Regions from separate parts of the Mus musculus genome. Here region 1 is linked to region 2. The links are chromatin loops, found by intact Hi-C in ENCODE. Cell type or tissue: left cerebral cortex. All regions are shown on one strand. Each heading gives the region's core, and the rest is flanking DNA. Links, peaks and the distances in the headings are about the cores only.

Evidence for each region. Hi-C counts contacts between places; a loop is a spot of excess contacts. Peaks named below come from ENCODE experiments on the same cell type or tissue, not always from the same donor. Only the 100,000 strongest peaks of a DNase experiment are listed, where the experiment ranks them.
Region 1: it touches region 2 in a loop (2.2-fold over the local background); 6 of 42 quality-filtered maps call a loop at or near these places.

Annotation. Positions count from the first base shown.
Region 1 is chr10:25,408,098-25,423,243 of GRCm38, forward strand. All of the region lies in intron 1 of Epb41l2 (erythrocyte membrane protein band 4.1 like 2), which reads left to right. Among named protein-coding and RNA genes, the nearest start is that of Epb41l2, 56 kb to the left of the region's middle. In left cerebral cortex, for the core only: a CTCF peak has its summit at 7,305; a DNase peak (open chromatin) is centred at 7,310.
Region 2 is chr10:25,353,313-25,368,458 of GRCm38, forward strand. It overlaps Epb41l2 (erythrocyte membrane protein band 4.1 like 2), which reads left to right and starts at 6,486. Exons shown (of 20, transcript NM_001199265.1): 1 at 6,486-6,669. In left cerebral cortex, for the core only: a CTCF peak has its summit at 7,352; DNase peaks (open chromatin) are centred at 6,465, 7,106, 7,292, 7,500 and 1 more place; H3K4me3 peaks cover 2,423 bases; H3K27ac peaks cover 1,704 bases.

The DNA of each region.
Region 1 (15,146 bases), core at 6,098-8,597, 55 kb after region 2:
TCATACTTAGTAGTTGTGTATGCTCTCACATTTGGGAATATTTTCTGTTTGGCTGGAGAAACAGGTAAACTACCTCAGGAATTAATTTTGTGACTGGAAGGAAACACTGCTTCTTAGAGATGCTTGTGTTTATCTTTGGGTCCTAGTGTTAGTGGCACTATTCCTGGCCTGGCCTGTGCCGCCTCTGACTTAAGCGCTGGGACTGAATTGTGTCAGCACTGCTGCTTAAGGGTTTATCGTAATCCAGGCGTCCTTGGATTGTTCAGGGCTGGCAGGCGAGCAAGGTGGTGGCAGACGACGGCAGGTGTGGGCTCCCAGCACTCTTAGGGCTCCACCACGGATACTGTGAGTTGTGCTCTCCCTGGGATGCTGCGATTGATGGCGTGATGGGTAGTGAGTGAGTAGCATTTGTTCTTGAGGGCGTTATTCTTCTAGAGCAGAGTGCACATCTGCACTCGGTCTTCAAGGGCTCTGTTGTGTTGCAGCATGAGAAGGTATCTAGCCAGTGAGGAGCCAGCTGCAAGCGGCCGAGGCACTGTTCCAGTTGGGTTTTCTGGTGGTTAGGCTGACTGGATTTTCTAGACGACAAATTGTATTTTATTTAGCAATGTCCTAAATGCTCTGTGTGGCCATTGCATGTTATATTTGAGGGATCCAGAAGAGTCTAATGGTGGCTCAGTTGTGATATAACTGCTTTCCAGAATGCGTACCCCCACTTTCGAGGCACCTTTTTACCTTTGATAAGATTTTTTTATTAGGGAAATTTGGGTCCCTTCTTTGGGTCCATAGTTGAAGAACAGACTATGAAGTTTGAGGACAGTTTTAATAGGATCTTAAAGAGAAACTGCAGGTCAGCAAACTAAAGTTTGGCAGCTGCTGTGAGCGGAAGATGAAGAAGAGGAAGCCATGCTGTTTGAGTTAGGATGGTATGGAGGTCAGTTACATGGCAGACAAGTAGCTCAAGGCAGGGAGGGCAGCTTAGAGAAGGACAGAAGGAAGCCATTGTGAGGAACACATACTCAGAGAGAGCTAGCAGAAGAGTGTGAGGCTGACATTCTGTGATGTGGAGATGCAGCTAGCTTGCCTGGCTGCATGGCTGTGGCTCGCTAAGCACCCTGGGAAAGCCAGGAGTGGGGATGCTGGGAAGGAAGATACATTGTCTAACAAAGAGCTACTTATTCCTCCATCTCTAGAGTGGCCTAAGGTAAAACCTGCTCTCTTGATGTAGCCCGATGTCCAGCTGATTGGTAGGCCCAAAGGGATTGATTCTGTTTTATATTTGGGGAGCTGGCCCACACCAGCCAGGAACACAGCCTTCCCTGAGGCGCTTGTGCAGAACAAACCTCCCTGTCCTGCTCTGACAACCAGTGCTGCACACTGAGAGAGCCTCAGCACTCCTGTAGTTGGAAAAGTACCTGCCATCTTTTATCCATCCATCTAGCCATCCATCCATTTTAAAAGGTCCTACTATGTAGCTTAGGTTGGCCTGTCCTGCCTGCAGCTTCCTGAGTGCTGGTATTACAGTAGTGTAGCCATACCAGGCACTGTCCTGTATGCAGGAAAGGAATGAGCTTCATCTGAGATGAGAGGGAGTGAGGGTAAGTTTATTCAGAAACACAGTTCAGCACTACCTTCTAGCATTTCATGCAAAGAGGGACAAATGGCAACTCTCTGTTGCCTTTGGGTGGGGGCATTCTGCCTTTCTTAGAACGTTTAAAAGCTGACCTCTCATGTACTTACATCAAAGTCTCTCAGATTCTTTAATAGTTATAAAATAAGTGTTTTGGGATGGTTTTGTTTGTTTTTGTTACTCAGAGGGTCTATACTCTGGTCCATTCGAGGGTTCATTTCAGAGACTGCCTCTTTCCTCTTGCCTTCCTTAGAGTTAACACCTGCTCCCTTCATTCCTCCCCCAACTGCTGTTTTTTTGAGAGGGGGTCTCTCCATAGTCTACGCTGGTTTTGATTGCCCTGCCTATACCTCCAGAGTGCTTACCTTACACCTGCAAACCATCATCTGTACCTGCCATTCCTCATCTGTCCTAATGCACAGTTAAGAGATGACAGAATTTCTTATTAAAATGAGACAAAATGTACATGCCATGAAAGTGCTAGTTAATTTAATATAGCTATGGGATCATTACATGACTATCGTGGATATCAGAAAAATAAGATCATAATTGACAGAATTACTTGAATATGGAGGTCTACTGAATTTCCTCCATTTGTCCCCACTTTAAAAAAAATCTAACTTTAAGCATAACTTGTACATAGAAGCTCTGAGAGGTAGAGGGCACAGTTGGCATCCCAGAGGAGGGGAAGGGTGGGGTAAAAGATGGGTGGCAGGGACTCCACTCAGTGATGATGGTGATGGCTGGTGCTCAGCTCTGCTGTCTGCCTCTGAGTCTTGCCTAGGGTGTGAGCCTTGGGGCTAAGTGGCTTTCACCTGCTCAACTATAGCATTCAGCCTGGGAGAAACGAGGTCAGAAAGGATTGTCAAGCCAGCATCTTACAGGCCTCTGCATTCTGGGTGAAGAACTCCACTTGCTGTCTGTGACTAGTCACTGAGGCTTTCTGGACACAAATATTTCCATCAGAACTGGAATTGGGGAAGGCTGGTGAGAAGCAATATTCTAGAAAGACTGGAAGTAGGGCTAACCAGTAAGTTGTATGAAACAGAGGCAGAACAGTTTACTTGTGGGTGACTTTTGTACGTTAGTCTATTCATAGTTGTGATAGAAGTTTTTCTCTCAGGCCGTGGAAGAGCTTTTGGGGGCACTGTCTGGGGCACTGTCTGGATGATCTCTAGCACACACAGGAGAGTGATCGAATCTCCCCGCTGTGCTATTTCCCCATACTATGAGTACAGACATTTCCTCATTCGGGTTCCCACCTCTGACACTCTTGGTTTTTTTCCCAACCCATTTCTTAGTTTGCTTTTGCTTTTTTGTTGTTGGGAGATGCACCCCAGAAGCCCTGTGCTTGGTGTGGGAGGTGTGTGCTTTACCACTAAGGGCCTACCAGCCCTCCTGATTCATTTCTAAAGGGACTCTCTTAATAGGATTTTGAAAATATTACTCGGTTGACTGAGTTAGTATATCTTGATTTCTCTTTTCCAGAGGCATTAATCTAGCTACATTTTTAGTGCTGTTTTAGGGATGCTCTTGTGCCATTTTGAAAATGGGTTGTCTCTAAACTACTCAAATGTTCCTCCTTGTTCATAGTCTTGAAAAGTCAGTGTTCTAACTGGTAAGTGAAGGATTTGGAAATTAAAACTTGGTCTTCTTGACACCTAGTGTCCTTAGCTGTAGAAGGAAGCATTGACTGGGTTCTCATGAAGTGGTCCTGAGGGAGGAAGTGTCCTGGGAGGCTGCTGTAGCTGCCTCAGCAGCACCGGACTCTCACACACTGTGGTGGATGAGAAAAAAATATTTCTGCTGATAACTTTTGTTTTTAAGTTGTTGTTAGTTTTTCTTTGTAAGTTTCACATTTGCAGATAAAAAGTGTTTTTTGTTCTTTTTTTTTTTTTAAATTAAACTCTGTTCCATGTTGAAATGAGGGAAATTTGTGCCCTAGTAGTTTTAGTTTTTCTCAGTAGACTGTTATTCTGCATTTTTAGTTCTGCTTTGTAAATTTTTACTGGTTTTTCCCTCCAAAAGTCAACAGCCCTGTTTTTAGTGGAAACAGTGCTCTTTGTCAGGCTAAAGAAGTGCCTTTGTTATTCCCTTGAGACATTCTACAGATGCCATTTTGCAGTTCTGAAAAGTAAGTTCTTATATCGTACATGCATTGTGGTTGGTATCGTAATGGAGACATAGAGAAAACTAAACAATAGCACTTGTCATATGATAACAAAACAAAGACTTTCTCCATCCTTGGACATGTGTGTTATGTGTTCTTGGGTGGTCCCAAAGCAGATGATTTCTTCAGCACTTGGATGTGACCACAGATGACTGACTCCGCGGCCAACTTCACAGAATGACTCCTGAGAAGGACTCTCAGTTCATCATGTTGATATGTATTGCTCTTTAAATATCTTTGGATTTATTTGCCAAGTGGTTTTAACCCATGTATTCAAAAGAATTGGAAGCAAAAATCTTCTGGGAAATTGCCTTGAATAAAATGCAGGAAATTCCTTTCATTCTTTTGAATCCAGCTGAGATGAGTGAGACTTTTGAAAGTCCCTCTGCGTAACAGTGTCCAGAAGCCTTGTTCGTTTAGAGTCCAGCAGTTTGTGTGCCTGTGCTCAGAGAACACATGAATACACCTCTGTGTTCAGATAAATCTCCTGCACACGGAACAGTGCCATTTGGTAAAAGGATGGAGCCTTAGTCTTCTTTTTACTGCCTCTAAAACTCTCAGTGGGAGGAAAACAAAGGGAGAAGACTCCGTGTATCTCCAAGGATTGTGTATTATATATAAATTGTTATTACATTTATTTTATCTATTTGTGTGTATGTCTGTGTATATCAGGATAGCTTGTGGGAGTTGTATCTCTTTTACCAGGTTTATCACTACATCAGATTTAGTGGCAGGCACCCTCACCTGCTAAGCCATCATGATGACCCTACCTTTTTTCTTATTACAGCATCAGCACATATTATGTACAGAAAACTTGGTAATAGAAAAATACAATAGAACAAGATCTCCCAGTGCCCATATTTCTGGAATTAGCAGCTCGCATTTTGGTTAAACATTCCTAGTCTTTGGTTTGTAGGTATGCATGTGTGTATTAACACAGCAGCATTCTCTTTTTAAACTTACCTACCTTTGACAGAACAGGGCAATTAAAAAAAAAATCTGTGTTCTACAGGTAGAGTTAGTGTTTGGAAACATTAACTTCATTTGAAAGCTTGTATTTGGTAACAGGTGTCTATGTTAATTGATTACAGTTATGGCACAGAAAGGGCTAGGCTACCATTCTGGAAGTTTTCTGAGATCATAGACATAGAGCAGGTCCTTTCTGTTAAGGAACCATTGAAATAGAGATCAGATCACATAGCCTTAACTTGGCCTGGAGAGATGATTTGCAGATTTTCAAGGGCTGGTTCAAATGTGATCTGACGCTTGTTATTTGGACATGGGGGTTAACAGTGTTTGTGTCTATCTGGGCATCAGCTGTGCCAGGTTGTCCTGATTTCAAGCCCCATGTCATGATATTCCATCAGTTTCTTTAAAAAGTAAATAAAAGATTGTATAGGCAGATCCTGTTCAAATCAACTCCGTGACAAAATTAGAATTTCTTTTTTATGGGTGTTCTTGTATAACTTGGGGTCCAAGTTGATCCACTAGTCACTGAAGGGCACTTAAAGATTCTGGGGCCAATGGTCTATGGAAGAGAAAAGTAACCTGAATTTCCTTATTTCCTTACTTGGGATAGAGCAAGGATGCTTAGCTTTCTATAGAAACAGAACCGAAAAAAGCAGATTCCTTATTGAGTTAAAACTTTGCCGTTTAGTTTAGTCTAGTTGGTCAAACTGAAATTACCAAGGAGAATAGGAAAGGATTGTTAGGGAAGATCTGGTATGGTTCCCAGTTATTTCCATACCATACCTCTTGAATATGTAATCATCAGATTAGTGTTGACCATGAGGGAGGAAAGGTTTATACAAGTAGGGCAAAGGGGAGGTTACCTCTGTGTGTGTGTGTGTGTGTGTGTGTACACGTGTACACCTCAGAACACACATACAAGCCCTTACTTCTCCAGGGCAAATCTTTGCACACTGGTTGTGTGGTTCATAGGGTGTGGATGGCAGAGAGAGAGGGGGCAGAGAAAGAGGGGGTGCAGAGAGAGTGGTGCTAGTGGTGGATTTAGCTGGTGGTGTTTGTCATCTAGATTTCTGTTTCATGGCTTTTGTTATTTGTATATGTACCATCAATTCACAATCAACTATTGGGGTCCACTCAGGCCCAAGTGTCATTCTACATATTTTGTAACTGAAAAATCAGTAGTAGATTCATTGCTGCATTTGTTCACTTAGTGCCTATTTTCAGTCTTGGATCTGGAAGATCATGTTGTATTTTTTGTTCGTTTGTTTGTTTTTAAATGTAGTCATGAGAACTGGACAGTGTAGACCTAAGATAAAGGTTTGCATTAATGCACATGGGAGCATGGAGATGCATTTCTTGTTGCAGAAGTTGGTGTGTGGCTGGAGTTGAAGGGCGTGAGGGCTGTGGAGGGGCAGTGGAAGGCAGTGGGGAGGAACTATTAATTGCTTCCTCCCTTGGCAGCCTGCATAGAATTATCTTCAGGTGCCAAGGAAGTCAGACTTCAGAAGGAGGATTTAGGTCAGATCTAGCTGAAGTCTTGTACCCTAACTGTGTGTGATCTTCAGTTATAGGTGTCACTCTCAACCCCTGGGAGGCAACCAAGACCATATTCATAATCCACAATACTGTGGGGGTCCTGTGGACTTCCCTGATCAACCACTGGAAAGGAGTTGTCTCATGCTGGTTTTTTTTTGTTTTTTTTTTTTTTTTTTTTTTTTTTTGTCTGTCGGGAGCATTATCAGTTCAAGTAGCTTAATTTCCTTTAACACACACATGTACACATATACAACCACACACATGTGAACATGAACACACACACACACACACACAATCTTGTGTATAATTTTAGGTAAATATAAAAATAATCCTTGAAGTTTTATCAATAGTCTTGGCATTACTGCAATGTCATTAGTTCTTTGTTTTTTATGTTACTTACTTTAAAGACAACTTCAAGCTGTCTATCAGTAAAGTCTCTAGCAGTGAATTCCTGGAGAGAAACAATGGGAAGTTGGGATGCCATTTGAGGAGCTGACTTTGGTAATTGCTGCTGTTCAGTACAAAGCACTTTTATGTCCATTCTTTCCATGTGGTGGGCTGAGATGCAACCTCAAGAAGACAGAGCTGCTGAGTTCTCAAGACACTGGTAGTAAGACTTAAGAAATGACAATGTAATCAGTGGTAGAAATACAAGAGGGTGTACAGCAGTTAGCCTGGATGGAGAGGCAGGAACGCATTGAGTCTTGGTGTGCTTTCTTTAGAATGGGGAGCTAGTAGTAGCCTTTACTCCATGATTATATGCCGTTGCTTATAAATTCATCAAATGTTCTTTTACTCACCCATTACATATCAGGCATGATATGACTTCCTATGACTAGCGTGACATTTTCTGTCTACATTGAAGACAGCCACAGTGGAGCCATGTTACTAATGTGGTAGATGAAGGAGGTGGGAAAGGACTAAAGCAGTGGTAGACGGCCTGTTCACATGCTGGCCCTCTGTACATCCGCTTGCTTGCCTAGGACACCCCTGTCTGGCTGCTGCGGGAATTGCACCTTCATTTCTACTTGCAGGTGTTTGGTAATTCTCAGTAGAAAGGAAGAAGAAGCCGCTCTGGGTGTTTTCTGAGATAAGGAATTCTGTACAGAACTGAGGTCTTGATCAGTGAGACCATCAGGTTCTGATGGAATATCTATCCCATCCTCAGAGGGTGCCACCTCCCTCAGAGGTTTCGTTGTTGACATTTTTGCTCCTATGAATTTGGAGAAGCCCTGGAATTCCTTTTTTCAGGTCTAGTGCTAGAAATGGGAAGGGGAAGGACCATAGCTGTGTCTCTCCTGTCCCCGTGAAGACTTGTAGCTGTCAGCGGTGCTGCTCTCAGAAGGTTTCGGACTAGAGCAGTCAGGAAGGATCTCTACAGTTCCTCGTGCTGTGCTGACTCCCAACCACAGCATTATTTTTGTTGCTACTTCATAACTGTAATTTTGCTGCAGTTACAAATCTTGATGTAAATATTTGATGTGGGACCCCTGTGAAAGGGTTGCTCAACTCCCAAAATGGGTCACAGCCCACAGGTTGAGAACCACTGGACTAGCACATTCCTTTGTAGCAGAGCTGAGTTTATCTAATAACTATGAAGGCAAATGGTAAACTGAACTGTATTGTTCTTAGAAACAGTTTTTTTGTCATTTGCTTCAGTCCAGTTTTTGGACTACCATCTCCATAATGTAATCAGACAGTTTTGCCTTGAAGTAACCTGTTTGTGCAGCTTCCCCTTCACGGCACTCTGGGTCTTGAGGCTGATCTTGGTACTGATTTCCCTGGCTCAGTGGATGGCAGCCTCCGTTACCTGGGGACATGGCTTCTGCTTTGCCTGAGCCAGCTAAGCCTTGGCTTTTGTTTGCAGTACATAACATAAAGTTGGCTCTTGCCTTCTCGTTCACCATAACACTTTCTGTCTTTTCATTGGTGCCTTTAGATGATTGCATGTAGTTCTTAATGTGGGTGGGCACTGTCTTGCCGTTTGTTTTCTATTTCATCGGTTTTCCCCTCTTCTCCTGTCTTGCAGGTTAATTGAATAATTGTCTGATTTCAGTTTACCTCCACGTATGGTTGTCTCTGTTTCATTGATACCCAATCCAAAGTTGAATGTATTCCCTCACATCCCCACTGTTCCTCCTGTGATAATGGTTTCCGTGAAAGGCTCTGCTGCTCAGCTATTTAAATGCCTCCCCCTCCCGCCCTCTGTCACCCCCCACCCCTGTTCCCAATCTCTTTGGCCACATTCTTCTCACCATTCTGTTAGTTGGATATTTGCTGAGTTTATCTATTTCACAGATCTCACATAGGTGAGTTTGTTCATGGCTGACTTTAATGTTGATGTCCAACATTGGGACGTGCTTGTGTTTTTAATTCTGTGTTTTAAACAACAAAGGAGCGGGTTCATTAGAACAGTGCAACACTGAGCAGATTTCTTTATTACTTCCTTCTCTAGTTCTTCAGAAACTATAGATTAGACCTTATTTTCTTATCTAACCTCAGTTCCTCCTCCAAAGGCAGTACTAACAAGCTTAAGCTTGCGTAGATCTTGTCTTCTTTTTCATTATAATTTTTAAAAACGTTTAGATTATATCATTTCCCCATTCCCTTTCCTCTCTCCAGATCCTCCCTTGTACCTCCTCTCTGTTTCAGATTCATAGCGGTTTTCTCTATTGCTGATGTACACACACACAGCCTGCCTAGTCCATAAAATAATGTTTTTATATATGTTTACAGGGCTAACTGTTTGGTGTGGGATACTCAGTTGCTGTGTTCTTCGCTGGGGAAGACTGTGTCTCCCACTCTCAGCGTTCTGTCGTTGCCTGTAGATCTGAGTTTAGGGTTGAGGCTTAAAGAACTTTCCTGCTTCAACATTAGCACATCTGTGGGTGTTGTCCCTGCTCAGGTTATGTTTAGACTGCCATGTTGGTGAGACATGGAGGGTATAACTTCCTGAGAGACAATCTCAAAGCAAAATTCCCATTCCCCTGCCTTTTTAGAATCTTTTCCCTTATTTTCTTCAGTGAGCCCTGAGCCTTCAGTGCACACAACTGAGCAAGGATCTGTCCAGTAGGATGCCCCTTACTTTTCTGCTTTTGCCTATTGCACAGCTTTCTATTTGGTCCTTGCTTCTACTGTGTGTCCTTGCCCATCCTGGGTTCTTTACATGGATTTCTACATTGTTTGTATACTACAGCCAAAGATGTTGTGGAACCTGAAACCCTTTCCTCTTGCATAGAAGAAACCTTGCACATCCTGAACTCCTACCCCCTCCCTGAGCCTGCACCGCCATTTCCCATTGCCATCAGCAGAGCATTCAGGCTCTAGGTTTCCCAGATCCGCATGAACACCGTGTGTATGTATGTGCGTTCTCGTGCACACACACAGGCATGTGCATATTCGCTTTATTTTTCAGGTATGGTTTTGCTTTGTACTCCAGACTTGTCTTTAGCGCCTGGTCCACCTTCCAAGTGCTGGGATTACACACTAACACTGTTCAAATAACTTTTCATCTTCATTTTTCTTAAAACAGCTATCCCAGTGGGTGTGAAGAACTATTACAAAGTGAATTTGATTTTATAATGAGTAATCTCAAACTTTTTTCGTGTTGTGATTGGCCTTTAGTAAATACTGTGAGAAATGTCTTTCAACACTTGTCCAGATTTTGAGTTTGGTTTCATGTTCCTTCACATGTTCTGTGTGGTAGACATTTGTCACATACATGCTCATTCAGGTTGTGGCTTTGTTTTCCCCCATATTTTATAATGTATTGCATATATCTAAAAATGCTTTTGAGAAAATTTATTAGAGCAGTCCTGTTTGTGGAAATGTCTGTATCCAAATGTGAATGGTAGGGAGGTGGGGCCGTGCTTGGTTAGAGAGTTGGGGTTTAAGGTGTGTGGACTTATGCAAGAACCACAGTGCAATATTAAAAGGCCTCACATAAAATAGGCTAAGGTTCTACTCCACATTCAGTGGTCAGGATTCTGAAGCAGAATTCCACAGCCGACTTGTGGAAACCCAAGTCTGACGGTTAGCTACCATGGGATCTACATTCCGTGCCACGAAGGGAAGTTATTGAATTTCTCTGAGCCTTATGTAGTATGAAGTGAGTTGTTAAGTGCTTGCTTGCAGAGACTTGGAAATCAAAGTGAGGACGCTTGTGATTTGGGAGAGTTGCTCCTGAAGCAGGCAGGGTCACCGTGCTGAGTCAAACGCTTTGTTGACTTTAAACAGTGGCACCAGCACAGGTCTGCAGGCGTGGGACCAGGGTCAGAGTCACTCAGCTTTTTGGTTTAGCTCAGGGATGATTGTGTGTGTAGGCACAGGCTGGCCTTCAGGGTTTCAGGTAACATTGCAAGCTCCTCCTTTGACAGTTGCCTATTTCCTTCTGTTGTGGAGGTGGTTGTTCAGGATGAGTATTGTCAGAGGAGTTTATGTTCTTCGTCCATAACTCCTGCAGTTACACACTCACACCGTGCTTAACTGCACCTGCGCTTATCTAAATAGTAGGGTTTGAAAGTTGTGTAGTAGAGAACCTGACAGCTTCTGGAACAGGCGGAAGCACAGAGGCGCTGAGGCAGCACCCTTTGTGGGCCGGGGACAGCCAGCCACCGTCCGGACCGGAGGACAGGTGCCCGCCCGGCTGGGGAGGCGGCCTAAGCCACAGCAGCAGCGGTCGCCATCCGAGACCCGCCGAACTTAGGAAATTAGTCTGAACAGGTGAGAGGGTGCGCCAGAGAACCTGACAGCTTCTGGAACAGGCAGAAGCACAGAGGGGCTGAGGCAGCACCCTGTGTGGGCCGGGGACAGCCAGCCACCGTCCGGACCGGAGGACAGGTGCCCGCCCGGCTGGGGAGGCGGCCTAAGCCACAGCAGCAGCGGTCGCCATCTTGGTCCGAGACCCGCCGAACTTAGGAAATTAGTCTGAACAGGTGAGAGGGTGCGCCAGAGAACCTGACAGCTTCTGGAACAGGCAGAAGCACAGAGGCGCTGAGGCAGCACCCTGTGTGGGCCGGGGACAGCCGGCCACCTTCCGGACCGGAGGACAGGTGCCCACCCGGCTGGGGAGGCGGCCTAAGCCACAGCAGCAGCGGTCGCCATCTTGGTCCCGGGACTCCAAGGAACTTAGGAATTTAGTCTGCTTAGGTGAGAGTCTGTACCACCTGGGAACTGCCAAAGCAACACAGTGTCTGAGAAAGGTCCTGTTTTGGGCCTTCTTCTTCGGCCAGGAGGAGGTCCAAATACAAGATATCTGCGCACCTTCCCTGTAAGAGAGCTTGCCAGCAGAGAGTGCTCTGAGCACTGAAACTCAGAGGAGAGAATCTGTCTCCCAGGTCTGCTGATAGACGGTAACAGAATCACCAGAAGAACAATCTCTAAACAGAGTCAACTATAACTACTAACTCCAGAGATTACCAGATGGCGAAAGGTAAACGGAGGAATCTTACTAACAGGAACCAAGACCACTCACCATCACCAGAACCCAGCACACCCACTTCGCCCAGTCCAGGGAACCCCAACACACCTGAGAACCTAGACCTAGATTTAAAAGCATATCTCATGATGATGGTAGAGGACATCAAGAAGGACTTTAATAAATCACTTAAAGAAATACAGGAGAACACTGCTAAAGAGTTACAAGTCCTTAAAGAAAAACAGGAAAACACAATCAAACAGGTAGAAGTCCTTACAGAAAAAGAGGAAAAAACATACAAACAGGTGATGGAAATGAACAAAACCATACTAGACCTAAAAAGGGAAGTAGACACAATAAAGAAAACTCAAAGCGAGGCAACACTAGAGATAGAAACCCTAGGAAAGAAATCTGGAACCATAGATTTGAGCATCAGCAACAGAATACAAGAGATGGAAGAGAGAATCTCAGGTGCAGAAGATTCCATAGAGAACATCGGCACAACAATCAAAGAAAATGGAAAATGCAAAAAGATCCTAACTCAAAATATCCAGGAAATCCAGGACACAATAAGAAGACCAAACGTACGGATAATAGGAGTGGATGAGAATGAAGATTTTCAACTCAAAGGTCCAGCAAACATCTTCAACAAAATTATTGAAGAAAACTTCCCAAATCTAAAGAATGAGATGCATATGAACATACAAGAAGCTTACAGAACTCCAAATAGACTGGACCAGAAAAGAAATTCCTCCCGACACATAATAATCAGAACATCAAATGCACTAAATAAAGATAGAATACTAAAAGCAGTAAGGGAAAAAGGTCAAGTAACATATAAAGGCAAGCCTATCAGAATTACACCAGATTTTTCACCAGAGACTATGAAAGCCAGAAGAGCCTGGACAGATGTTATACAGACACTAAGAGAACACAAACTGCAGCCCAGGCTACTATACCCAGCCAAACTCTCAATTATCATAGAGGGAGAAACCAAAGTATTCCACGACAAAACCAAATTCACGCATTATCTCTCCACGAATCCAGCCCTTCAAAGGATAATAACAGAAAAAAACCAATACAAGAACAGGAACAACGCCCTAGAAAAAACAAGAAGGTAATCCCTCAACAAACCTAAAAGAAGACAGCCACAAGAACAGAATGCCACCTTCAACAACTAAAATAACAGGAAGCAACAATTACTTTTCCTTAATATCTCTTAACATCAATGGTCTCAACTCGCCAATAAAAAGACATAGACTAACAAACTGGCTACACAAACAAGACCCAACATTTTGCTGCTTACAGGAAACTCATCTCAGAGAAAAAGATAGACACTACCTCAGAATGAAAGGCTGGAAAACAATTTTCCAAGCAAATGGTATGAAGAAACAAGCAGGAGTAGCCATCCTAATATCTGATAAGATTGACTTCCAACCCAAAGTCATCAAAAAAGACAAGGAGGGACACTTCATTCTCATCAAAGGTAAAATCCTCCAAGAGGAACTCTCAATTCTGAATATCTATGCTCCAAATACAAGAGCAGCCACATTCACTAAAGAAACTTTAGTAAAGCTCAAAGCACACATTGCGCCTCACACAATAATAGTGGGAGACTTCAACACACCACTTTCACCAATGGACAGATCATGGAAACAGAAACTAAACAGGGACACACTGAAACTAACAGAAGTGATGAAACAAATGGATCTGACAGATATCTACAGAACATTTTATCCTAAAACAAAAGGATATACCTTCTTCTCAGCACCTCATGGTACCTTCTCCAAAATTGACCACATAATAGGTCACAAATCAGGCCTCAACAGATTCAAAAATATTGAAATTGTCCCATGTATCCTATCAGATCACCATGCACTAAGGCTGATCTTCAATAACAAATAACAGAAAGCCAACATTCACATGGAAACTGAACAACACTCTTCTCAATGATACCTTGGTCAAGGAAGGAATAAAGAAAGAAATTAAAGACTTTTTAGAGTTTAATGAAAATGAAGCCACAACGTACCCAAACCTTTGGGACACAATGAAAGCATTTCTAAGAGGGAAACTCATAGCTATGAGTGCCTTCAAGAAAAAACGGGAGAGAGCACATACTAGCAGCTTGACAACACATCTAAAAGCTCTAGAAAAAAAGGAAGCAAATTCACCCAAGAGGAGTAGATGGCAGGAAATAATCAAACTCAGGGGTGAAATCAACCAAGTGGAAACAAGAAGAACTATTCAAAGAATTAACCAAACGAGGAGTTGGTTCTTTGAGAAAATCAACAAGATAGATAAACCCTTAGCTACACTCACTAAAGGGCACAGGAACAAAATCCTAATTAACAAAATCAGAAATGAAAAGGGAGACATAACAACAGATCCTGAAGAAATCCAAAACACCATCAGATCCTTCTACAAAAGGCTATACTCAACAAAACTGGAAAACCTGGACGAAATGGACAAATTTCTGGACAGATACCAGGTACCAAAGTTGAATCAGGATCAAGTTGACCTTCTAAACAGTCCCATATCCCCTAAAGAAATAGAAGCAGTTATTAATAGTCTCCCAGCCAAAAAAAGCCCAGGACCAGACGGGTTTAGTGCAGAGTTCTATCAGACCTTCAAAGAAGATCTAACTCCAGTTCTGCACAAACTTTTTCACAAGATAGAAGTAGAAGGTATTCTACCCAACTCATTTTATGAAGCCACTATTACTCTGATACCTAAACCACAGAAAGATCCAACAAAGATAGAGAACTTCAGACCAATTTCTCTTATGAACATCGATGCAAAAATCCTTAATAAAATTCTCGCTAACCGAATCCAAGAACACATTAAAGCAATCATCCATCCTGACCAAGTAGGTTTTATTCCAGGGATGCAGGGATGGTTTAATATACGAAAATCCATCAATGTAATCCATTATATAAACAAACTCAAAGACAAAAACCACATGATCATCTCGTTAGATGCAGAAAAAGCATTTGACAAGATCCAACACCCATTCATGATAAAAGTTCTGGAAAGATCAGGAATTCAAGGCCAATACCTAAACATGATAAAAGCAATCTACAGCAAACCAGTAGCCAACATCAAAGTAAATGGAGAGAAGCTGGAAGCAATCCCACTAAAATCAGGGACTAGACAAGGCTGCCCACTTTCTCCCTACCTTTTCAACATAGTACTTGAAGTATTAGCCAGAGCAATTCGACAACAAAAGGAGATCAAGGGGATACAAATTGGAAAAGAGGAAGTCAAAATATCACTTTTTGCAGATGATATGATAGTATATATAAGTGACCCTAAAAATTCCAACAGAGAACTCCTAAACCTGATAAACAGCTTCGGTGAAGTAGCTGGATATAAAATTAACTCAAACAAGTCAATGGCCTTTCTCTACACAAAGAATAAACAGGCTG
Region 2 (15,146 bases), core at 5,829-8,328:
AGAACATACAAAGAACTAAAAGCAACTCAGCAAGACAAATAATTTGTTGGAACTAATTGCATGGAACTGAACAGAGAGGCGTTTTGTTTTTGTTTTTGTTTTTTTAAATGACTTAGGAACTATTTACAAAAACTTTGACACCCTTAGCCCCAAGGAAAATGCAAATTAACTACTTTGAGATTTTTATCTTATCCTAATGGTTAAGATAAAAAATGGAATTTAATTTAGATTTTTAGAATTTAATGAAAATGAAGACACGTCATACCAAAACGTATGGGACACCATGAAATCAGTGGTAAGAGGAAATCTGGTAGCTCTAAGTCCCTCTTAAAACAAAACAAAACAAAACAAACAAACAAACAAAAAACCAACTGGATAGAGCTTACACTAGCAGCTTGATAGCACACCTGAAAGCTCTAGAACAAAAAGAAGCAAATACACCCAAGAGGAGTAGAGGGCAGGAAATAATCAAAGTCAGGGCTGAAATCAACCAAATAGAAACAAAAAGAACTATACAACGAATCAACAAAACCAGGAGCTGGTTCTTTGAGAAAATCAACAGAGAGACAGTATCCAAATTAACAAAATCAGAAATGAAAAGGGAGACATAACAATGAAATATATCTTAAAATAGCTATCTGTTTATTGAATATCAACAGTTAAACATATTAAAATTGTGTTCTACAACCAAACAAAACCACACAAATGACAACAAATTCTGCCCTGGATGTGGGGGAAAGGGGACACTTAGTCACCATTGATAGGAGTACAAAGTGTGGGAATCAGTTGGGCTTATTCAGAAATGCAGATCTACCATGTGCCAGGCTATGCTGGTCCTGGGCAGATTCCCAAGGACTCCAGCTTGTTACTCCAGGCTCAGTATTGCTCTACTCAGAATAGCCAGGGAATGAAAACAGCCTAGATGTCGGAAAACTAACGAAGAAAGGGTGAAAATTTACGTAATGGAACACTACTCACCTGTTAAGGAAAATAAAATGAAGTTTGCAGGAAAAGACACAGGAAAGAATATTTTCCTGAAATAAACACAGGTGAAAGGATGATATACCAAACACATGCAAAGACCCGTGATGAAGGAGTATAAATATGACCCCACAGACAAAGGGAGAAGAGCACTGAGCCTTGGTTTAGTTTTCTCTGCCTCACCGTGCCTCGATTAACGGCATGTGTATATTGGTTTGCCTTATGTAGTGTTATTGATCTCCACTAGACATTGATCTGCTCCTGAGGTTGCAGACTGGCAGTGTCTTTAGGATTGAACGACAGCTGCTGGTTCATGTGTGGTGTCTGCCTGCCAAGAGGGCTGGCTGGTCTGCAGCTGCCGAGTCGAATTTGGTGTTTGTTATGGGACTGAACTGCTGCCAAAGAAGATCAAGCTTGCCCTAAAGAAGAACAGGTCCACTTCCTCCATATCCTAATAACTTTCTTATTACCTCTTCTGTGTGGTGGGCCAGAGGAGAGATTAAATGTTCATTAAAAGTAGGTTGCAAAAAATGTATGCCTACATCCTATAATATGTGGGGCAACATTTCTCCCAAGCACAACTGACTATTAAACAAAAGGCACTGTGCCACCTCTCTGTCACCTCTGAGTTGTCAGTGCCGTCCCATAGACTCTCAAACACTGCACTCTATTACCATAGCTCTTCATTACTGTTTTAGTTTACTGTCCTGTTGCTGTAACAAACGCTGTGACCAAAAGTAGCATGAGAAAAGAATTTTTCTTTTCTTTTTTTCAGATTGTACTTCCATGTAATCACTGAGAGAAGTCAGGACAGGAACTAGGTTAGGAACTTAGAAGCAAGAATTGTAGTAGAGACCATGGAGGAATCCTGCTTACTAGATAGCTCTCTGATTCATGATCAACTGGCTCAGGACCACTTGCCTAAGGCTGTACTCCACTGGGCTGAGTCAATACAGATGTGGTCATAGGACACGGTGATCTGGGCAGTTCTTTAATTAAGGTTCCCTCTTCTTAGGTTCCTGGGCTATACTGATAAAAACTAACTAGGACAATTAATTACCCTTCAGAATTTGATGCTAAGACTCCACTGCTTCATAGGACACAGAGAAATCAAACTGGTACCAGTCTGGAAGCTCAGCCCTATTGCTTAGTAAGTGGCCCTTAGTCCGAGTGTAAACCGTGGCAGGACTAAGTGCACTCAGGAGCTTTAAGAAGATGAAAAAGACAGTCCACAAGGCTAGCGAGATAGATGACTGGTGGTTAAAAGTATTGGCTGCTGCTTCCAGAAGACCTGGGTTCAATTCCCGGTAGCTATCGGCAGCTTACAACTACTTGTAACTCCCCTCCTTGTGGATTTGCTACCTCTTCCTGACCCCTGTGGGCACTGCATGCACATGCTACCCAGGCATCCACGCAGGCAGAACAGCCATACACATACAATTAAAAATAGGAAACATTTTTCTTTGAAAGGAGAGAGGCTGTGGGGAATGCAGCGGAAGAAATAGGATGGAGAGAGAGGCACCACAAGCTTCTGCGACTCTTTGAATAGTCCTGATCCATTGTCCACAGTGAAGGATCTGACATGGTTCCCTGCAAGCCAGTGAGACGATACATAGATCCTAGGCCAGGGCGGTGGCTGTTTCTCTGGCTTTTGGGCAGGCGAGTCAGATTTCTGTTAAACATCTGTTGTGCCCCCGATTTGCCCTTGCCTATATAAACATAGCCTAATTGGCTAGAAAGCTGTATATTAGCTTATGTAATAAACAATAAAGTTAGATCTGAACTCTGATGCTGGTCTTCGGAGTCTGAATCCTGGGCACAGTTGTGGACTCTGCCTCCATTTACCCCCTATTTCCTGTTCCCTGTTCCCACAGAGGCCATGGTTTTGAGAGAGAAAAGCCATGGTGGGAGATTAGGGGAGGAGTTTGAGGGAGGGAATGAGGTGTGGTTTTGATCAAAGATTATTTATGGATATTGAAATTCCCAAAGCCAGCATCTTGGCCTCTCCCCCCTCCCCCCTCACACATACACACACAAAGGTAATAGCTTTTTAATAACATTAAATCATTTCTTCAAGTCAAATCTTTTTGGCTCCCACATAGAAGCACTTATGGATATAATTATCTTATTAATATCCTTTAAAAGTGACACAGGGCTGGGTACAACGGCACATGCCTGTACTTCCTCTGACTTGTAAAAAATGGAGCCAACCTTTGCTACAAGCAGACTCCACGGCCAGCATCAGCTCCTGTCTCCACTTAGCTTTCTATGGCTATGATAAAGCATACCAAGAGCAAAAGAAAAACAGAGAGGAAATAATTTTTCTGTTTATGCTTTCACATCAGAGTCTATCAATGAAGGAAGTCAGGGTAAAAACCTGAATTCCTTTTTCCTTCTCTTTTCCTTCTCTTTTCCTTCTCTTTTCCTTCTCTTTTCCTTCTCTTTTCCTTTCCCTTTCCCTTTCCCTCTTCTCTTCTCCCCTCCCCTCCCCTCCTCTCTCTCTCTCTCTCTCTCTCTCTCTCTCTCTCTCTCTCTGAGACAGGGTTTCTCTGCACAGCCCTGGATGTCCTGTATATAGACCTAGAGAGCTCTGCCTGTCTCTGCCTCCAGAGTGCTGACATTAAAGATACATGCCACCTTCAGGCTATGGCCTGTTTTCTTATAGCACTCAGGACCACAAGCCCAGGGATGACCCTGCACATGACCAGGGCCCTCCCATATCAGTCATCAATCAAGAAAATGCACCACAGGCTTGCAAACAGGCTAATCTGATGGAGGCATTTTCTCAATTGAGATCCCCTTTCCTAAAATGACCCTAGCTCTTGTCAAGTTGACATAAAACCATCAAGAAAAGCTACGTAAGAGCTTGATACCTTGTCTCAGCATCTCTTCCTGAACAACAACAACAACAACAACAACAAAGCATGTAGAAATGACTCACAGTGTGCAGCAGAGAATACTATATAAGAATCTTTTTTATAATAACATTATATTCTATTATTTATACATATGTTCATTTTACAAGTTTGCATTGGTATTTTAAAAATCATTCATCTGTATTTGAAACCCCAAGAAGAGTGTCAATTGTCCTATCATCTTTGGTCTTCTTCCTTTTGAGGCAGGCTTTCCCTCTGAACTTAGTCCTTTTGTGTTTTGGCCTAGGCTACTTGTCTGCAAGCTTCACTCATCCCTTAATGTTGACCCCAAAGTGCTAGGGTTATAAGCACCTGCAGTACTATACCTGGCTGCTACCTGGATGTTGGCTTCTGATTTCAGGTCCTCATCAAGCCACCTTTGGGACTATGTGGATCAAGGTTTTATGGGCCCCAAACTTACGTATTGAACTCAGGTTCAACACTGTGGTATGAACCTGCACTGTAGTCTTAGCTACATGTGGTAGGAATATCACTTGAGCCCAGGAACTCTAGGCAAGTGTGGTTGTCTTAGTCAGGGTTTCTATTCCTGCACAAGCATAATGACCAAGAAGCAAGTTGGGGAGGAAAGGGTTTATTCAGTTTACACTTCCATACTGCTGTTCATCACCAAGGAAGTCAAGACTGGAACTCAAGCAGGTCAGGAAGCAGGAGCTGATGCAGAGGCCATGGAGGGATGTTATTGGCTTGCTCAGCCTGCCTTCTTATAGAACCCAGGACTACCAGCCCAGGGATGACGCCACCCACAATAAGCCCTCCCCCTTGATCACTAATTGAAAAAATGCCTTACAGCTGGGTCTCATGGAGGCATTTCCTCGAGGGAGGCTCCTTTCTCTGTGGTAATTCCAGCTTGAGTCAAGTTGACACACCAAACCAGCCAGTACATGATCAACATGGTGAACATCTGTCTCAAACAAAAATGAAATATGTCTTATTCTTAGTATGGAATCCAAATTACAGATATTTAATTTCAATGTCTTGGAAAGTACTGGATCTTGAAGTTTGGTTTATGGGAGCTGCCTCTGTGGACCAGGTCTTAATTATTTCCCTGAAGGTCTTGGGTTGAAAGGCTTGGTCCCCAGTTAATGATACTGTGGGGAGGTGGGAACTTTTGCATGTGAGACCTAGTTGGAGGAGGTTAGGTCACTGGGTATATGTCAGTGGAAGGTATATTAGGACCTCAGTCTCTCAATTCTTGCTTCTCAGATTCCATGAGGTAGTTTGCTCAATGTGGTCCCTGCCGTGATACCTTGCCACCCATTCAAAGTAAAGGACTGGGTGACCAAGGACAGAAGCCTATGGCGCCATGAGGAAATCTCTTCAAAGTTATCTGTTTCAGGCATTTCCTCATAGCAACAGAAAAGCAACACCAATTATTCCAAGCCTTCTTTATGCTAGAAATGTATGTAATCAGGATTCCAGTATTCATTAAACAGCTTATCAAACTCTCCTTGTGTTCTTAGCGTCTGGGACTGAAGTCAACTAAGTCAACTCAAGTTCCTGACACACAACAAATGCTATTATAGCAATAATTTTATTATTTACAAGGATGATTCTAGCAAGTAATTTATTTCCCCAACTCTTTTCTTTTTGATGTAGGTACCCTTTTCATAGCGAGGAACCAGCTGATAAAACACCTGCATGTGTGCCATTACCTGGGAAGTATCCACACGCAAGGCATTGCTACTGATGGTTAATTTGATCTTGCTAATTTTACAATGTTTAGGAAGGAAATTGGCAGAGGTGAATCATTAAAGATTTTATTAGAGGTGGGAGGAAGCAAATGACTAGAAGAACACAGGGTGGGGTTGAAGATGCTGGAGGCAGTGGGCTGCCACTCTGACAGCTTGACATGCAATGCTCAGAAAAGATGAAATAAGTAGAAGAGATTGAGGTCTAATTGTACTAATGTGTAAAACTTACCACTATCTATCTATCTATCTATATCATTCATATATATAATATATACATATCACGTGTGTGTATTTTTTTATTTTAATTTTTTGTCACTGCCTTATCCCCATTATACTTTGCAAGCTAGGTTCTCAATTCTCTGCCGGGAGATATCCTGACTAGTAAGGCTGAGCATCAAAGCGCCTCTCCTCCACAGGGTTTACCCAATCTCTCCTGCCTCTCCCACAGGAAGAATAAATGGATTCTTTTCAAGCCTATCCTGTGAAAGCACTTCTTTCACTGCAGACTGAGGGGGGACCCGGCTTTCCTTATTCGGTTTCCTGGACCTGCTCTACCGTCTACCACGAAAAAGGCATCCAGTGAAGGTTTGGTTAGTGAAAGCACTCCGAAGAAAGAACTTTTCGAAGTTGAGAGGGCATTTAAGGCCAAGATACTCAGAAAGAACGCCTCGCACACGTGCACTGGCTGTCATTATCTCCAGGGTCGCTCCGAGGGCGAAACGCACCCCTGCGGCGGGGCACTGGGCCCGAGAGCCGCGCGAACCCCTCGGGAAGGCCCCCCTCCCACGCCAGCAGGCGCCGGGGGCGTGGCTTTGGCCGTGGGGCGTGGCCTGCCCGCGGGGGTTTCCGCGCCCGGGGCGTGCCGGGCGGGGGACGAGGGCGGGGCTTCCGCCAGGAGGGGGCGGGGCTTGCGCGGAGAGTTCTCTGACGGCCCCAGTCAGGGAATTTCAATTTGAAACCCAGAGGAGGGTGGAGGCGGCGGGTGCGGAGGGCCGGCGGCGTCCGAGGCTGGAACGGGACGCGTTCCCGGGGCGAGCAAGCTCGAGAGGGGCGGTGTCCGGGTAAGGAGGCGAGCGGGCTGCGGAGTGGCGGGCGGGGTCCTGACACGCTGCAGGCGGGAAGCGGACCCCGGCAGGAAGCCCGGACGGCCATCCCGGGCGGGGGAGGGGGCGGCCGCGGGCCCGTCTCTCTCCTTCCCGGGCGGGGACCGCGGCGGCGTCCCCGGGCTCTCGCGCCCCGGCCCTGCCGAGGCGTGCGGCTCCATCCTGGGTGCCGGGGGCTCGCCGCGCCCTCTCTCCCGAGGGTCGCCAGACGCGGGCCCGCGGCGCGCGTGGGCTCTGCGGGAGTCGGGGAGGGAGCGCGCCCCGCCAGCCACCCAGCCCCACGCGCGCCGCAGGTCGGGCCAACGCGGGCGACCCTCTGTCCCCGCCGCCCACTGTGCGGTCTGGAGCTGAGGACAGACACCCTCGCACGTTTTCTGCGGCGAGCCTTCCAGCTCGGACACCAGGCCATCCGCCCCCGATGGCTTCTTTTTCTCGGCGCTGGCAGCTGAGGGGTGGGAGCAGTTTAGGTGAGCTGCAGGTCAGGGGCTACGAGGAGGAAATAACCGAGTCGGTGGCGTTGAGGTTGGCATCTCGGGATCCCCCATCCTCAACCCCAGACGTCTGCGGTGGACGTTAGTCATTAAATGTCCCCAGACGCCAGCCTCAGGCGGGGCCAAGTTTTATTTATTTATTTGGGGTGAAGTTAGAAGAGCGCCCTCTTCCCCCGGTGTCTTATTTTGGGGAGTGGTCTCCGTGGAGCTTCCTTACAAAATGAGGAAGCCCTTCAGAAAATCTGTCACCTGAACAGCTGTCCCTGATTTTTAAGGTTCCTGGGAGAGTGGTAGGCACGGTGGCATCTAGGGGAGTTGTACTTACATTTCCTCCTTTGGGAATCAAGATTCTCTCTGTTTCTTGAACTTTGTTGCATGTGAAATGTGGGGTGTGCAGGGCAGTATGTTCTTGTTTCTGTGATTAGCTACAAAACAAAACAAAAACGGTCTCAGTTTTCTCCACTCATTTTTCTTCAGTCCTTCCTGTCTGTCTTTCTTCTTTTCTTTTCTTTTCTTCTCTCTCTCTCTCTCTCTCTCTCTCTCTTTCTTTCTTTCTTTCTTTCTTTCTTTCTTTCTTTCTTTCTTTCTTTCTTTCTTTCTTTCTGGGAGTTCATTATCTCTGTATTCTTCATTGCCTTATCACGCTGCATTAGCAACATTTTAGTCTACCCTGTCAGACATTCCCGTGGATTTGAGGAAAACTCGATCCGTTTCTTGGCTGTGGGAGATGAAGTTTAGAAGTTGCAGTGCTTGTACAGGTTTTCCTGTGCTATTCAGTTTGTTTGCAGGCTCCTGCTGTGAGAAATCTGGTTTGTCTTGCAGCCCCTGGTGGGCTGCCTTGCAATGTTATCCTGGATCTTGGTAGGCACCAGCAGCCCCCTCAGGTTGCTAGTTTGACATAACTTTGAGAGAGAGAAAGGCTATGTCACCTGTTAGGGCTAGGGCGATCATTTCAATAATTTGGTTTGAGAGCCACCATCAAACCTCAGAGGTCTTTGTACCCTTTGGAGAGCTGGAGGAGTTGAAGTAGTGGTGTGAAGTTTGCCCAGTTTAATCCTATTCTGTGTTCTCCACTTCTGAGGCAGAATTCCCATTGAAGTCAGCAGTGGTCTTGCTTGCAAACTGCCTATTGAGAACAAGAGGCTGCTCATTAACAGGAGAGGACGGTCCCCTCTCCTTTAAAACAATCCCCTGTAAGAAGGATCTAGTCCTAACAGTTCTTCACTCATTTACCTCTAGTAGAAGTAGGACACTGTGTGCAAGAAAAAAAAAAAGTGTGGCTGGATTGAGCCATCAGCTCTCTTGAAGTCTAATGAGAGGGAGACTGTTAAAAGGAATCCAAAGCTCAGCTGTTATTTAACGCCGTGCAATAGATTTTCAGTGATACGTTTCTGTGTAAGAAATGTAAGCTGCTGTGGGATGTTTTACGGTAACTGATTATGGATCTTTAAAATCCGAATTCTTAGGTCCAATTAGAAAGAAGCCCATTTGGAGCTTTCCAGGAACGGATGCCCACCCCCACCCCAAAATAACTGCAGACAGAAAAATAAGGGACCTCGGAAGTTTGCTATACCTGGAGACACGGCTTTAGGACATTTTGTTTGTGTGCATTTCATGTAACGTGTGAGTCTGGGCGAGAGGGACCGTGTTTAGGTTTGTGAGGACTCAGCTGACCTGAGTTGGTGAGCCTGGCATCTTCTGCTTTTTAATGTAATGTTCTTGGGGTTTACTTCTTTCAAATTACCAGTTCTAAAGAATCGAGTTTAGAAAACCTAGCCAGTGACCAGAATGTAAAAAATAGACATTAAAAAAATCAGAACCATATCCACATGGGCTTACCCAACCACATACTTTCAACTAAAAATAGTCACGACGAGAAGGCAGCCCTCAACTAAAATAGTTATTGGTAAATTTTCTCCATAACTAGCAGTTCTGTGTAGTTCCCCTTAGCATTTAGTTGTGCTCTGAATCGTCACCCTGTAATGCTGTGGCCGGTGACCTGCAGAGGCTGTATCTTTGCCATATTATTTAGGAATGCGGGGCTCATATTTTACATAGTGGGAGGTTTGATTTTTGTTTCCTTTCCACAGTAAAGCAAGGGCTTTTTCTTTCCTTGGACTGAGATAGCTGTGGGTAAACATTCTTGAAAAATATGAATTGCTAGTTGATTTTTTTCTTTTTTCAATAAGGCAGCAGAAGTTTGTGGAGCTCGTTCTCACCGAGCGCACGGCACGGGCACGTTGCTTCTCTGAAGTGTTTATTGGAGGAGACAGAGGAAATGTGCCTCTTCCCTCCGCCCCACCTTTATTTAGAAACATTTGCTTTTGCTTGTTTGTTTTTTGTTTTGTTTTGTTTTCTCTCCAGATTAGAGTTGCTGTATCTAACCACTGGGTACTCTCACAGATTTAAAAGCCTCAAGTCAATGTTTATTCTGGCTTCCATAGTCAGCAAATACTAGCCAAACCCTAATTCACTGCTCTTTTATAGAATCTTGGAATCTCAGGGCTGAACTTTTAAGAGTCAGCAAATCTACTCTTAGCTCTGTTCCTTTCCCCTTCCCACACAAACATCTCTAGCTTCTTTGGAAGACCTGAATAAATAGGGGCTTGTATGATTCCTTCACAGATTGTAGACAGAGCATCCTTGGGGAGTACTATGTTTTAGCAGTAACTTAATATTCATAAGATTTCTATCATTTGTCTCTCTGGGCAGTGTCCCAAACTAAAATCTAAGATTGAATGACTGCTGTGTATCATTAACTAACGGACATGGCCACTATAGCACCTATTAGTAGTGTAGTTGCTGAGAGGTCACAAGTAAGCTAGAAATGAAATAGGAAAACTATCTAATAAATCTTGAAAAAATTAATAGTTATAACTTTTTGAGGGTAGTTTTTTTTTACAAAGTACATGTATTTTGTATGAGATAGAAGGGAATACACATACACACCACATATTTACAGTATATCTGATAGATGGTGAATCAGTAGTAGAAAATTAATTCACGGAACCTTTTTTGTATATTTTTAAAGGTTGACTTTTTATGTGTGTGATTATGTTGCCTGCACGTATGTATGTGTACCATGTGGGTGCCTGATGTCCACACAGACCAAACGAGGGTGCTGCTTCTGTTGGAACTGGAGTTACGGGCAGTTGTAAGCTCTGTAGGTAATGGAAATCAAATCTGGATTCTCTGCAAGATCAGCAAGTGCTCTTTAACTGCCGAGCAGTCTTTCCAACCTTCTTGAGTATATTTTTAATTCCTTTAATTCCAGCACTTGGGAAGCAGGGGCCAGCAGATTACTGTGAGTTCAAGGTCAGCTTGGTCTATGTTGTGAATTTCGGGACAATCAGGGCTATGTAGAAAGGTCTTGTCTTCAAAACAAAACAAAGCAAACAATAAACAACAACAACAACAAAACAAAACAAAAATAAAACCCCCAACCAGCTAACCAAATAAAATTCCAAAAAACCAAAACAACAACAAAGCCCAGAGTTTCATATAGTTTAGAATGGTGCATATCCTTCTGTGTAGCTGAGGTTGGCTTTGAACTTCTGGTCCTCTAGTTTCTAGTTGCTAGGATTCCAGTTGTGTGCTTTGAAAACTTGAGACAACTTTATAGAGGTTGGTTGTAGCTCATGTAGAAACATCATGTAAATAATAAAGAGGACTGACTTTTGAAACAGCGCTGGACACAGTTCCCCCTTGTTCTTATCATTGGGTCTGGGATGGGTGTAGGGGCTTAGATGGGCGTTTTTCATGTTTACGATTGTAAATCATCTGTACATGGTTTTCCTGGTTTGAATAGCATTTATTATAACTAGAATTTTTGTAAAAAATGAGAGGTTTTCTGAGTTTTCTTTTTTTAACAAAAAAGAAAACTTTTTATTTGAGTTTTCATCTCAAATCCCAAGTCAGATCTTTATAGACTCTCAGTGCCTTCATACTTCTTCTGGGTTTCCCTCTCAAATGGGCCTTGAGTTAATTTTACATGCTTAGTGACGTTAAGTATGCTTCGTTCAGATAACTGATTTTTTTTTTTTACATTTTAACATTTTTTTTTCATTTAGCACCCTTTAAGATGAACTAAAAAATGGCACGTAGGTTCATCTACCATCCAGGCATGTTGGGTGTCCAGGTCTCTGGATGAGCTTTGCAGCTGACTCCATCAGGGTTTTACAGCAGTGTCTAGTTCACCCATTGTTCCACAGTGTGTGTGCCTACATCTCAGCAGTGTGAAGGTATGCAGATGTGAGTTATATTTGCTACTGTTCTTTGCCCTCCATCCCCCATTATCCAAAGAGGCTACTTTTTAAGAATAGACACACACACACACACACACACACACACACACACACACCCTCCACTCTTGGGGGACTTGGTCAGAAGTGCTTAGACAATTTAATTTATACTCTTGATGTGAGGCTCGAGAGCTTAGTGAGAATGTGTTGCTTGGGGTGTGCCTTGGACTGTGGTAAGAAGAGCGCTTCTGTTTGTGTTTGAGTGAGTGCAGGGAAGAGGTTGAGAGGTAAGGGGGACATAGAGAAAGACAAAATAGGAATATGAGAATATTTGGGTGATGAGAAGAGGCTTCAAATTGCTGATCTAATTCAGCAGTTATTTTTAAGTAATAATTACTGTTGTATGAAACAAGCTTTCGTGTAGACGAGGAGGCTGACCTTGAATGTGGTGTGTGGCCAAGGAGGACCTTGAGCATCCAGTTTATGTGGTGCTGGGGTCTGACCCAGAGCGCACACTCTATAGCTGAGTTGCATCCCAGACCTAACCTTAAATGTTGGCGATGAGGAAGTCAGAGTCTGCAGAGACACTATTTCCTTATCTCTCCTTTTGTTGTAAGGTTGTACTTTGTCACTGTTGTTTTTTTCCCCTCTGCCCGCTGTACTTACTTCCTTTCCATTGGATTCTCCAGTCCGATCCCTCTATGCTGTTGTCAAGATGAAACCGAGTTCTGATATTCAATCTTATCCACTTGTATTGTTACCTGTGAGTTTAATGCCTGCTTTTGTTTCCTCAGAAGTTTCTTGAAGTAGAACTGTAATTAGAGAAGGCCACTAACATGTCCATGCTGGGTGCTGTTGGCTAGGCTGACATTTTGCCAGGGACTTTGGGCAAAATATTTTACAAAGCCATTTCTTTAATGGTGTGTGTGTGTGTGTGTGTGTGTGTGAGTGTGCATGAGTGAAAATCGTACCTATTTCATAGAATGATACGAGAATTAAATGAGCCAGTGTTTATAGAATGCTTCACGTAGTGCCTGGCATCTGTGAGAGTTGTTTGCTCGGTTATGAAAAGAGCTAGTGTGTTGCTTGTGGTAAGCACATTTTCTGCAGTTGTCAGGAACCAGTTATCTGTGTGGAAGCAGAGTCTGATATGGGGCTGGGATTTTTTATACTTTGAATGCCTTTTAAAAACTATTTTTAGTACAGTATCTTTAGAATTTTCATTCTGTTCTGTGACCCCTGTTCTCGCCTATTTTTAAAAAATAATGCAGGACGTGCCCTGTATATGGTGGTTCTCTTGGGACCTGGTTTCAACAAGACGGGAAGAATGTAGTCTTTTTGTGGTGTTGCTAGAGGTAACGGGTCCTGAGTCTGAAGGGCCCTGTGTTGTCTCTCAAGTTCTCTTCTCTGTAGTTGAAGTAGTTGTTGAAATAAGGCTCTTAGTAAGTGGGTGTTTTACTGGTTGTTTAAGCTCTGGCAAACAACACACTAAAACCTAACCTTTATAGATCCAGTACCTTGTATTATATGTGAAATAAACCTGCAGGCGTATATTCCCCCAGTGTAGTGTTTAATTTTAAAGGATCTGCCAGTATTATGAGACCAGAAGTCTAATATAAATGCTTTTATTTTGGGTGGGAAACTTGGAGGACAGTGATTAATACTGGTTCCATTTGCCTCTACTGGGAGGACCATCAGCCCGACAGAGCTTGCGTTATTTTTTTATGATAACTCTTTTGACTCAGTTTCCCTATTTCCTTTTCATGTTACCTTTAGAGCAGTGGTTCTTAGCCTTCCTAATGCTGTGACCCACATGTTGAGGTGACCCCAACCATTAAATTATTTTGTTGCTACTTCATATCTATAACTTTGCTACTGTTATGAATCGGACTGTAAATATCTGATGTGCAGGCTCTGGGAATCTCTACCCACAGGCTAAGAAACTCTTCTCTAGACTGCTTCATTTGTATCGTGTGAACCAACTATTGGATTGATTCCTTTATTAAACAGTGGTTGAACTGACGATAGATGAGGCTGTGTGACCTTACAGCGAATGTTGCTTACAGTAGGGCTTTCCTTCCTATTGGGCCTCTCCCTCTGTGAAGTGTCACTTGTGAGTCACTATCAGGGTCATGGTTGATCAGCGTCCCCTGTGCAGTAAGCCCTCAGACATGGTGTTGAATGGTTCCTTTTCTGGTTTGGTTCTAGACTTCCTCATTTACTGTTCAACAATTTGCTCATCCTCTAAAGCTTACTTTTAGACTTCCTTAGCCCACGACTGAGCCTGATTTATCTGTTGTTTAGCTTTTTAAAGTGATGCTTTTCATTTCATCCTTTGCACCAGCCCATCAGTTCAGACTGTAAAGCAGTCTGTAAAACAGTTTGTCATGTGGTCTTAGGAAGTGCAGAGTTCGTGAGAAAAGAGAGGAGGTGGAGACCAGCAGTGCTGATTTACCTTCAAATGCCGAGAAAGAACAGGGGTCACATGACTTACAAAGGATAGAGAAGACAGTGTGTATACCATACAGGAATGCTCACAAAACAGGGCTGACAACCTCTTGTATCTCTGGACACAGTGAGCTAATTATCTGGTTATTTGGTCATTTTGATCATTACCAGATGTCATAGTCAAAGACCGGAGCAACCAAAGTTCACCCTTTGAGGCAGCAGCTTGATATGGGGTTAAGTCTTATTTTCTGTATCTTCTACATTTTCAAAAACAACTTTTCCTGAGACAAGGTCTCCTGCATCCCAGGACCACCATGCAGCCTGACATGAACTTGAGTCTCTCTTCCTCCTGCTTCCACCTTTCAAGTGTTGAGGACACAGGGCTTCAGGAGCTACCAGCCCTGATTTACGTGGGCCACCCTGGGAAAACCTCAGTGTTGTTTTGTGATTTTTTTTTTTTTTTAATTTTGAGACAGGGTCTCTCTGTGTAGCCCAAGCTGTCCTGGAACTCACTCTGTAGACCAGGTTGGCCTCGAACTCAGAAATCTGCCTGCCTCTGCCTCCCAAATGCTGGGATTCAAGGCATGCGCCACCACGGCCCGGCGTTTTGTGATTTTTGTTTCATTGTCAGTTTTAGATGACAATACTCTTTTATAATGTTCATTGGAATGCCATCATTACACTGAACGTTTCTTAAAGCTACCAAGTTGTCTGTCAGCATTGAAGTCTTGATTCCCAATTTCTTTCTTTTTAAAATTGGTTTGTATTTAAGCGCATGTTTGTGTGTGTGCCTGCATGCTAGTGTGTGCACAGTGCTTGTGGGGTCTCTGGAGGTCAGAAGATGTTGTAAAATTTCCCTGGAGCTGGAGTTACAGGTGACTGTGTACTGCCTAATATAGTCTCTCTGATCCAAACTGAGGTGCTGTGTAAGAGCAGGAAGTTCTGCTAACTGCTGAGCCATCTCTTCAGCCCCATGGTCTTTAACGCTCTTAAGTGTCAATTTTTAAAGTGGGAGGCTTTGAGACAGGGGCTCACTATGTAGCCCACATTGGCTTCAAATTCCTTTTGTAGTTCAGTCTGGTCTCACATTCTTTTATGTAGCCCAAGATGGCCTTGAACTTGTGATTTTCCTGCTTCCCAAATCAACTTTGAGATTATAGGTATATACCCACCATACCCAAGTGTCAATTTAATCAATGTCATTTTAAAAACGTGTATTTTATGTGTATGAGTGTTTTACCTGCATTGTCTGTGC